Linked DNA regions of Homo sapiens: region 1 is linked to region 2. The links are chromatin contacts, found by Hi-C or POLR2A ChIA-PET in ENCODE. All regions are on one chromosome and are shown on one strand. The core of a region is the stretch at or near the end of the contact, and the rest is flanking DNA. Distances in the headings are between cores, read along the strand shown. Region 1 overlaps THADA (THADA armadillo repeat containing). Region 2 overlaps THADA (THADA armadillo repeat containing).

Region 1 (4,453 bases), core at 367-2,866, 94 kb before region 2:
AACTTAGGTAAGACCTATTCACCCAGGAAGTGGTCAGACTAGAAATTGTACCCAGGCCTATCTGGCTGCTCAGCATCTGCTCTTTCCACTCTACCAGAATATTCATTATTTAACACAAGCTTCTCTCCTTTTTTGCCAAATAGATGATCTGTTACAGACTGTACAGAGCACATCTGGATTAGCTATTATTCTTTTTATTAAGACTATGTTTCACCCGTCTGAAAAGATTCCTCATTTGGTAAGTGCATCTCCTTTTTAGAATTGTACTTTATTGAGAGTTAGGGTATGTTTAAAAAATAATTTTGGCTTGGTGCAGTGGCTCACACTTATAATCCCAACACTTTGGGAGGCCAGGGCAGGAGGGTCACTTGAGGCCAGGAGTTTGAGATTAGCCTGGGGAGTTTAGCTAGACCTTGTCTCTACAAAAAAAAAAAAAGAAAATTTGCTGGGTATGGTGGTGCACAGCTGTAGTCCCAGCTCTTTGAGAGGTTGAGGTAGGAGGATCGCTTGAGCCTAGGAGTTTAAGGCTGCAGTGAGATAAGATTGCACCAGTCTGGGCAACAGAGTGAGACCTTGTCTCTTAAAAAAAAAAAAAATTAAAAATATTTTTAAAGAAGTGAATTAAAATAATTTTTTTTTGCATTGTCTGGTTCCTTCTGATGACCTTTTTCTGTTATAATAAGAGACAATTCCAAAAATTCAGATAAAGCAACAATAACAAAAAGACAATAACAGTCACCTGTAAGTCCATCTCACAAAGATAATCACTATAAACATTTTTGATGTACATTCTTTTAGTTTCTTTTTAGTGCTGTTTGTTCAGTGTCATCTCTCATTAGTATCTTAAAAGATATTTTTAATGTTAAAATTATGCATATCAATGTATAGATATATACACAGTAATAACTTTTCTGATAAATGTATTCTTTATTGAGAATAACCCAAATCATGTGCTTTAGACAGGAAGCATGCTAGATAGAGTCAATTGTTCAGTAAATTTGCTTCTTACAGAAAGTATAATTTGATAATTTAGGCCACAATCCTTGTATTTTTTACTAGTAGATTTCTTTTTTTGCTTGCTATATTGTATGGAAACTTATTTTATCTTTTTACCTGACCTTAGAAAAATATATTATGAGATCACACAAAGTAATTATCTTTGGATAAGTCGAAGATGTTTATTTCTCAAATCACCTCTAAAAGCATTTGTTTAAAAAAAAAATACATACCAAAAAAAAAAAGCAGTTGTTAAGCTTATCCACCTGCAGGTGGCGATGTGTTGTGCTCTGCCAGTACATTCCAACCAGCAAAATCATTCTCGTACTTGATGTAATTTTTTTCCTTTAATACTAATACAATAATCATGACATTTGTGGGTATTTTATCTTTGGATTTAGTCATTTTTCCTAGGATTTTTCAGGGGAAAGAGATGTTTGGGTTTGTATTTTGAAATATCTCTGAAAAGTTTTAAAAGCTTTATGTGTGTTAGCTCTGCTATATTTTTCCAGATTAGCAGTGTGCTGCTTCGTTCAGTGGACTGCACCAGTGTCCCCGAGTGGTTTATGAGCAGCTGCAGGAGCCTCTGTTGTGGTGACATCTCTCAGTCAGCTGTCTTATTCCTCTGTCAGGGGACACTTGCCATGTTGGACTGGCAGAACGGAAGCATGGGTCGGAGTGGGGAGGCCCTGCTCTTGGATACTGCACATGTTTTGTTCACCTTGAGTTCACAGTGAGTTTTGATGCTATCGTCTCATATTTTGTTTCACTTGTAAGACATTTAGAAGATGCAGTCCAAAAGCTGGAGTGGCTTGTGCCTCTAATCCCAGCTACCCTCCCAGTAGGCTGAGGCAAGAGGATCACTTGAGGCCAGGAGTTCAAAACCAGCCTTGGTGACATAGTGAGACTGTGTCTGTACAAAACTTTTAAAACTTAGCTGGGTGTGGTGGCATGCGCCTGTAGTCTCAGCTACGTGGGAGGCTGAGGTGAGAACATTGCTTGAGCCCAGGAGGCCGAGGATGCAGTGAGATATGATTGTGCCACTGCACTCAAGCCTGGGCGACAGAGTGAGATCCTGTCTTAAAAAAATAAATAAATAAAATTATTGCTGCAGGTTAGCCTGTAAAGAACATTTCTAAAATTAATTTTTAACATTTTCAATGTTATCGTTTTTAAAAACTATAAAAATTTTTATATGTATAGTGTTTTAGAATTTATAAAGAACTTCAACATAGGTAATCTAATGTGATCCTCAAATGGCTACTATATAGGATAAGAAATCTAATTTGTTGAATGGGCAAAGGGAGGCTTAGAAAAGTAAATGCTTACCTGAGACCATATTGCTAATAAGAACCTGAAACAGCAATCTTAGAAGGTCTTCTGACTTCATGGGGCTGTATTTTGTATTTTTGTGGTGTTTTTGCCATAATGGCTGAAAGTGATCATGTATATGAAATGTCGAAACATATATACAGCTTGATAATACTGAACATATGAATAAAGGAGGAAAACTAAAATAATTTTTTACATATTTGAGCTATATTATGCAATTCATAAATTTGAAGTGTACAATTCAGTTTATTAGTTTATTCACAGAGTTGTACAACCACCAGCATTTCTAAAATTAATTTTTAATATTCTCTTTGCTATATTTTTTCTTTAAAAATTTTTTTCCTGAAATTTGTTTTTAGCATCATTTTTTAAAACTATAAAAGTTTCTACATGTGTAGTGCTTTAGAATTTATGAAGCACTTTAACATAGGTAATCTAAAGTGATCCTTATCAACATTTCTGAAATGAAGTTTTAACATCTTAAAAGTTAATTCAAACAACTTTAGAATATTTTTATCACAGAGAAGCCCCATTCCCCCAACCATCTCCAACACTTGGCTTTCCTTATCTTTTAAATTACATGTGTAGGCCGGGCATGGTGGCTCAAGCCTGTAATCCCAGGCTTGCAGATCTCAGGCAGGTGGATCACTTGAGGTCAGGAGTTCAAGACCAGCCTGGTCAACATGGTGAAACCCTGTCTCTACTAAAAATACAAAAAATTATCTAGGCATGGGGGCATGCGCCTGTAATCCCAGCTACTGAGGCGGCTGAGGCAGGAGAATCGCTTGAACCTGGGAGGCAGGGGTTGCAGTGAGCCGAGATCGCACCACTGCACTCCAGCCTGGGTGACAGCAAGACCCTGTCTCAAATAAATAAATAAATAAATAACTTGTGTAATCATCACAGTCAAGGTAGTGAATATTTCCATCATCCCCCAAATTTCCCTATGTCCCTTCCTGGACTATTATTATTTTTGAGACAAAGTCTCGCTTTGTCACCCAGGCTGGAGTGTAGTGGCATGAGCACAGCTCATTGCAGTCTCACTCCTGAGCTCAAGCAATCCTCCCACCTCAGCTTCCCAAGTAGCTGGGACTGTAGGTGTGTGTCACCACACCCAGCTAAATTTTTAAATTTTTTATAGAGATGGGGTTTCACTATATTGCCTAGGCTGATCTTGAACTGCTTTCTGGATTATTTTTTACAAGGTAAAAAGAATCATATACAAATTTGAGATCTGTTTTGGCTTTACTTGTAGTTTTTTGTTCTTGTAAATTTAATAATTGAAATTTGTGGTCATTCTGTGTATTTAATATTTTTAAAGTCTAAATTGTTATAAAATGAAATTTCTTTTACTAATCAGTTTACAATAATGGCTCATGGCTCATTTTTCTTCAGGATTAAAGAGCCAACGCTGGAAATGTTTCTGTCTAGAATCTTAGCATCCTGGACTAATTCAGCCATACAAGTCCTTGAATCAAGTTCCCCGAGCCTAACGGACAGCCTGAATGGGAATTCAAGTATAGTTGGGAGACTTTTGGAATATGTCTATACCCATTGGGAACATCCATTGGATGCTCTGAGACACCAAACCAAAATCATGTTCAAAAACCTTCTCCAAATGCACCGGCTCACTGTGGAAGGTGCAGATTTCGTCCCTGATCCTTTCTTTGTGGAATTGACTGAGAGTCTTTTACGATTGGAATGGCATATTAAAGGAAAGTACACGTGCCTTGGTTGTTTGGTAGAGTGCATAGGAGTTGAACATATTTTGGCTATAGATAAAACTATTCCATCTCAAATCTTAGAGGTGATGGGAGACCAGTCATTGGTACCTTATGCAAGTGACCTCTTGGAAACCATGTTTAGAAATCATAAGAGTCATTTGAAATCCCAGACTGCTGAGAGTTCTTGGATTGACCAGTGGCATGAGACTTGGGTTTCTCCTCTCCTTTTTATATTGTGTGAAGGAAACTTGGATCAAAAATCTTACGTGATTGATTATTACTTGCCAAAATTATTAAGTTACAGCCCTGAAAGCTTACAGTACATGGTAAAGATTCTTCAGACTTCTATTGATGCTAAAACTGGTAAGAAAAATGCATTTTTGTTTTAGTAGTTTCTAATT
Region 2 (4,064 bases), core at 1,145-3,644:
ATTGGGTTGTAGAGCTCAATTGAAGTCATTGAATCGATGACTGTCAAGTTTTTTTTTTAAATTATTTTATGAACACAAATCTGTCTTTTTAGCCTCACACTAGCCAGTTAGGTAATGATTTTGAATTATCTAGTTTGAACATTGTAAACGTTGGTTTCATGCCAAGAATATTTAAGCCTTATTGTGTTTTCGTTTGTACATTAGGTGCGAAATTCATCCACACTTCTCTTTAGTGCCTTGATCACAAGAATTTTTGGAGTTAAAAGGGCAAAGGATGAACATTCCAAAACAAATAGGTAAGCTCCATTTAAGGCTAACTTTACTTTTTTTAAAAAATACAATATTGTCCTGGCCAAAAACAAATTTTGAAATTGTGCCTACTGTTATAGATTCATCTAGAGCATAAAACTATAAAAATACTGTAATGAATTAACCTATGCTGCCAAGTTATAAACCCTTGGGCAAAAATATCAACTGTTTAATAAGTGGACCTTTCAAAGCAACAAAAATTTAGCAAGGTAGCAAGGGGTGAAATGTAGAGCTTGTTTCTCCATGCAAAAGCTAGTGTTTTTTTTGTTTTTTTTTTTTTAATTGCATCTTCTTTAAGTAGTCCTGAAATGTCTTAACTTTACTTGTATATATTATCCTAGCTTGTATAATATCTTTAATTTTATAGGTGGAAGTTTAAATGTTTATGATCCTCTCATTAGAACATCTCTCACATTACCTTTGCATTAAACTCTTGTACTAAGAGGAGCACCTATATGTGTTAACCACAAGAAATAAACAGTGCTTTTTACTTTTGGTCTTTAGTTTTATGTTTAACCTCTAATTTGTTTTTGTCTTTAAAAAACAGCTTTTTTGTTATGCCTGAAAAGAAACCTGTGGAACCATTTTGATTTTGGGTAGTTTTTAGATAAAAATGCACAAGATCTGTTTGTTTTTAAAGAAGAAAAGCTTTGAATAGTTGTTTTTTAGCACTTAAGAGGATTTAATGGTAATCTAATTGACTTGCAGTTGTTAACACTAGATGTCACTGTTGCTGCACATTTAATTACTTCCTTAACTTTATTTAGGATCCAGTTTGGCCCAGTGGTCTTTCTCTTGAGGATCTAGAGTTATATTCAAAGCCCTATTCCCTTCTTCCCTAAAAAAGTCATTATGCTTCATATTTAAGTTTTAAGCTAATGTTTATTGAAATGCATTTTTGTGTGATGGAACTAAATCTTAGGAATTAAAAAAATATGAAATCATTTTGTGATGTACTAGTGATAATTCTAATGAAACCTACTATGGTATTTCCGAATTATCATTTAAATTGCTTCTTGTCACCCTGTAACATTCACCAGATATTTAAAAGGAAGGTAACTGGCTGTAAGTATAAATCCCTTGAGCATGTTCAGGCAATACCAGAGAGCTTTTTAATTTTTTTTTTAACTGAGTATTTTTTAAATAAATAAAACATTACTCTTGTGGAGGGATGATTATAATTTTTATTTTTTAGCCTGTTCTTAAAGAAATTCTTCCTGTCACTAACTTGAAATCACTAATATTTGTTTCTCCTTAGCTTTGTCTATTTTGTTAATAATTCTCCAGTGTGCTACAGTTTAAAACAGTTGGGTCATGTTATAAGGCCTTGATAAATACTGGTATAAATGAAATATGATATTAAGTCATCAAACAAGTAAAATTAATGTTTAAAACTGAACTTGAAGAAAATTTTTTTTTGTTTTTTATGAAGTGATTCTTGAATATATATATAAATATATATACATTTTACTATGTATAGGAGAAAATGATCAGAAAATGAGAAAACCTCATTTAGGTTGTATCTGAGGGAGGAAGAATAGGGCAGTGATACTATACAATTTTAATTTTTTGCCAAAGTTACAATGATGGAAACCTCCATTATAAATTTATTCCTCTTGGATAGGAAAGATTACAAAATATATAAGATTTCTAGAAAAAAGGAAATAGGAATGAGAAGTTTTTAACTGTGAAGAATGTGAGAGCTTTTAATTTTAGTAATCTGAAGATCGGTATGGACCATTATGTGTACAAGGCTTCTGTTCCCTGTTTAACCCATGAAGATATATTTCTTGGCAGCTCCCATTAGGTTTGCTTTGCAAAACCTTTAGTGTCTTAAATTTGCAGTTGCTTGTGATGGTTCTTTTAGTTTTAGTTTGTTTAATTATGTCACTTTTTGTTTAAATGTTTATATGCCTGTTCCTTCCAATATTAACTTTCTGAAGGAAGGACCTTTTTCATCTGTTCTGGGTACGTAATGGGCACTTTAAGAAGGCTAGTAATAATGATATCTTGGTTGGTTACTTATCCACCGGATAACTAACCTCAGCCGGTGACACACCTCACAAGTCAGTTGTTTCCTTTCACAACCACAGATTGTCCTGCTCGCAATTTGGAAATGTGTGTTCTTGGTCAGAGGGAACTGGACATAAAAAGAACATCTGCTTTTTCCATCTAATGGGAAATAAAGGTCTGACTTGGAGTAAACAAACCTGGTTTCTAGGCATTTTGCTGCCACTGGAGATGACCTTAATAGGCCCCCTTATCCACTTTGCACTTCAGTTTCTCCATCTATATACCAGGAATAATAAGATCTGTGCTGTCTACTCCTAGGGCTATTGTGAGGATAAAACAAACTATTAGAAGTTCATTTTCTTTAACATATTGGAAGTCCTAGGCAATTAGAGATATAGTTTGGTTTTTCTTTCTGTTACCACTTCTGTGATTGTACTCATCTGATTGTCTTGCTCTTAAGACCGTGCTTTTTGAGGACAAGGTCAGTATCTTAACCATTCTTGGGTACCTAGAGTCTAGCATAGTATCTGGCATATAGAAGGCATATAGGAATAATTGCCTAATGAATAAGTAAATTTTGTTACTAGAGGAGAAATAAGAAATCTGGTTTCTACTCCTGCGTTTGTTACAATATAACCACTATAATCAACTGAGACAAAATAGCCAACCTCTCTGGGCTTTGGTTTTCTTCTCTGTAAAATAAGGTTTGGAATATTCCTGAGGTCTTTTCTTTTTTTAAAATACTAAAGTAAGGCTTTACATAATGTTACTGGAATTGTAAGTTTGGTAAAATGATGTATTCCCAGTGCCGTAGAACAGTCCCTGTCGCATAGTACAGACAAGAAGTTCCTGTTTCATATATAAAGAAAGGAGCAGAGGATCCTTTGTAAGTGTGTAGAGGGTACCTGTAATGACTGAATTTTTGCACCCATTAGTCTTATTTTAGATGTGTTTTTTGGGTTTTAAAGAATGAGAAAACAGAAGTTTCACTTGTGCTTTTAAAGTAATATTATTACATTTTAACTTTTAAAGCTCTTTTCCTTTCTGTTTATTGCTGCGTGACTGACTTGGCCTGACAGAATGAAGAACTGATTTTATGTAAAATCAGAACCAGCAAAGCTCTGCAACCTGTGCAATATGCATGTTTTCTAAAATAGCCTCCATCTCCATGTGAGTGAGCTCAGCTTCATAGCTCCTCATTTCTTACAGGACAGGAGCTAAACTAATATGGCGCTTAGCTCTAGGTCTTTCCTTTTAGCCCCTGTGTGTATTAACTTTCAGCTGTGAGTCCCAGCTAAATGATACATGTCAATATGTAGCAATCAGAAAAGGTTTATTTTTGACTTCTTGGAGTGTGCTTTGCCAAAGCTTCATGCAGGTTCTTAATGTATAGCATTGTCTAGCTTTTGCACACTCTCCACCTTAAATCAGTGAGCCAATGAGAATTTGAAAGCACTTATCATGAACTCAGTATTAACATAATAGGGGAGTACATGAAGAATATAAAACTTGGATCTTACTCAAGGAGTTTACAGTTCAGTTAGGAAGACAAAAATTGTTACATGTGAGTCAGATACAAATAGGAGACACCATATAAAAATCACCTGTACAATGTGATGTGAGTGATGAACACATTAGAAATTTATAAATGGTAGAATTGAGTGGAGTATATGTTGGGGGGAAGTAGTATTTTTTACAAGGCATTGGGAAATGAGTAGATTTGGGGTACATGGAAACAGGTA

Evidence for each region. A loop is a pair of places that touch in the nucleus more often than their neighbours do. ChIA-PET counts read pairs that join two places held with the same protein, here RNA polymerase II (POLR2A). Pooled maps may share reads with other maps.
Region 1: a loop to region 2 is called in a pooled map, with 4 times the contacts of the local background. The contact joins two enhancer-like sites. A Hi-C loop is called at or near these places in 1 of 168 maps with a recorded cell type or tissue (breast epithelium) and 6 of 50 pooled maps. POLR2A ChIA-PET finds 5 or more read pairs at or near these places in 3 of 52 experiments (GM12878, OCI-LY7 and Panc1).

Annotation. Positions count from the first base shown.
Region 1 is chr2:43,574,298-43,578,750 of GRCh38, reverse strand. THADA (THADA armadillo repeat containing) reads left to right here. Exons shown (of 38, transcript NM_022065.5): 9 at 144-238; 10 at 1,509-1,729; 11 at 3,724-4,415. Among named protein-coding and RNA genes, the nearest start is that of THADA, 20 kb to the left of the region's middle. Within about 2 kb of position 1,616, at least 2 of the 41 ENCODE cell types and tissues checked have a DNase peak (open chromatin) inside an H3K27ac peak, as active enhancers do.
Region 2 is chr2:43,481,466-43,485,529 of GRCh38, reverse strand. It overlaps THADA (THADA armadillo repeat containing), which reads left to right. Exons shown (of 38, transcript NM_022065.5): 26 at 205-296. Among named protein-coding and RNA genes, the nearest start is that of THADA, 110 kb to the left of the region's middle. Within about 2 kb of position 2,394, at least 11 of the 41 ENCODE cell types and tissues checked have a DNase peak (open chromatin) inside an H3K27ac peak, as active enhancers do.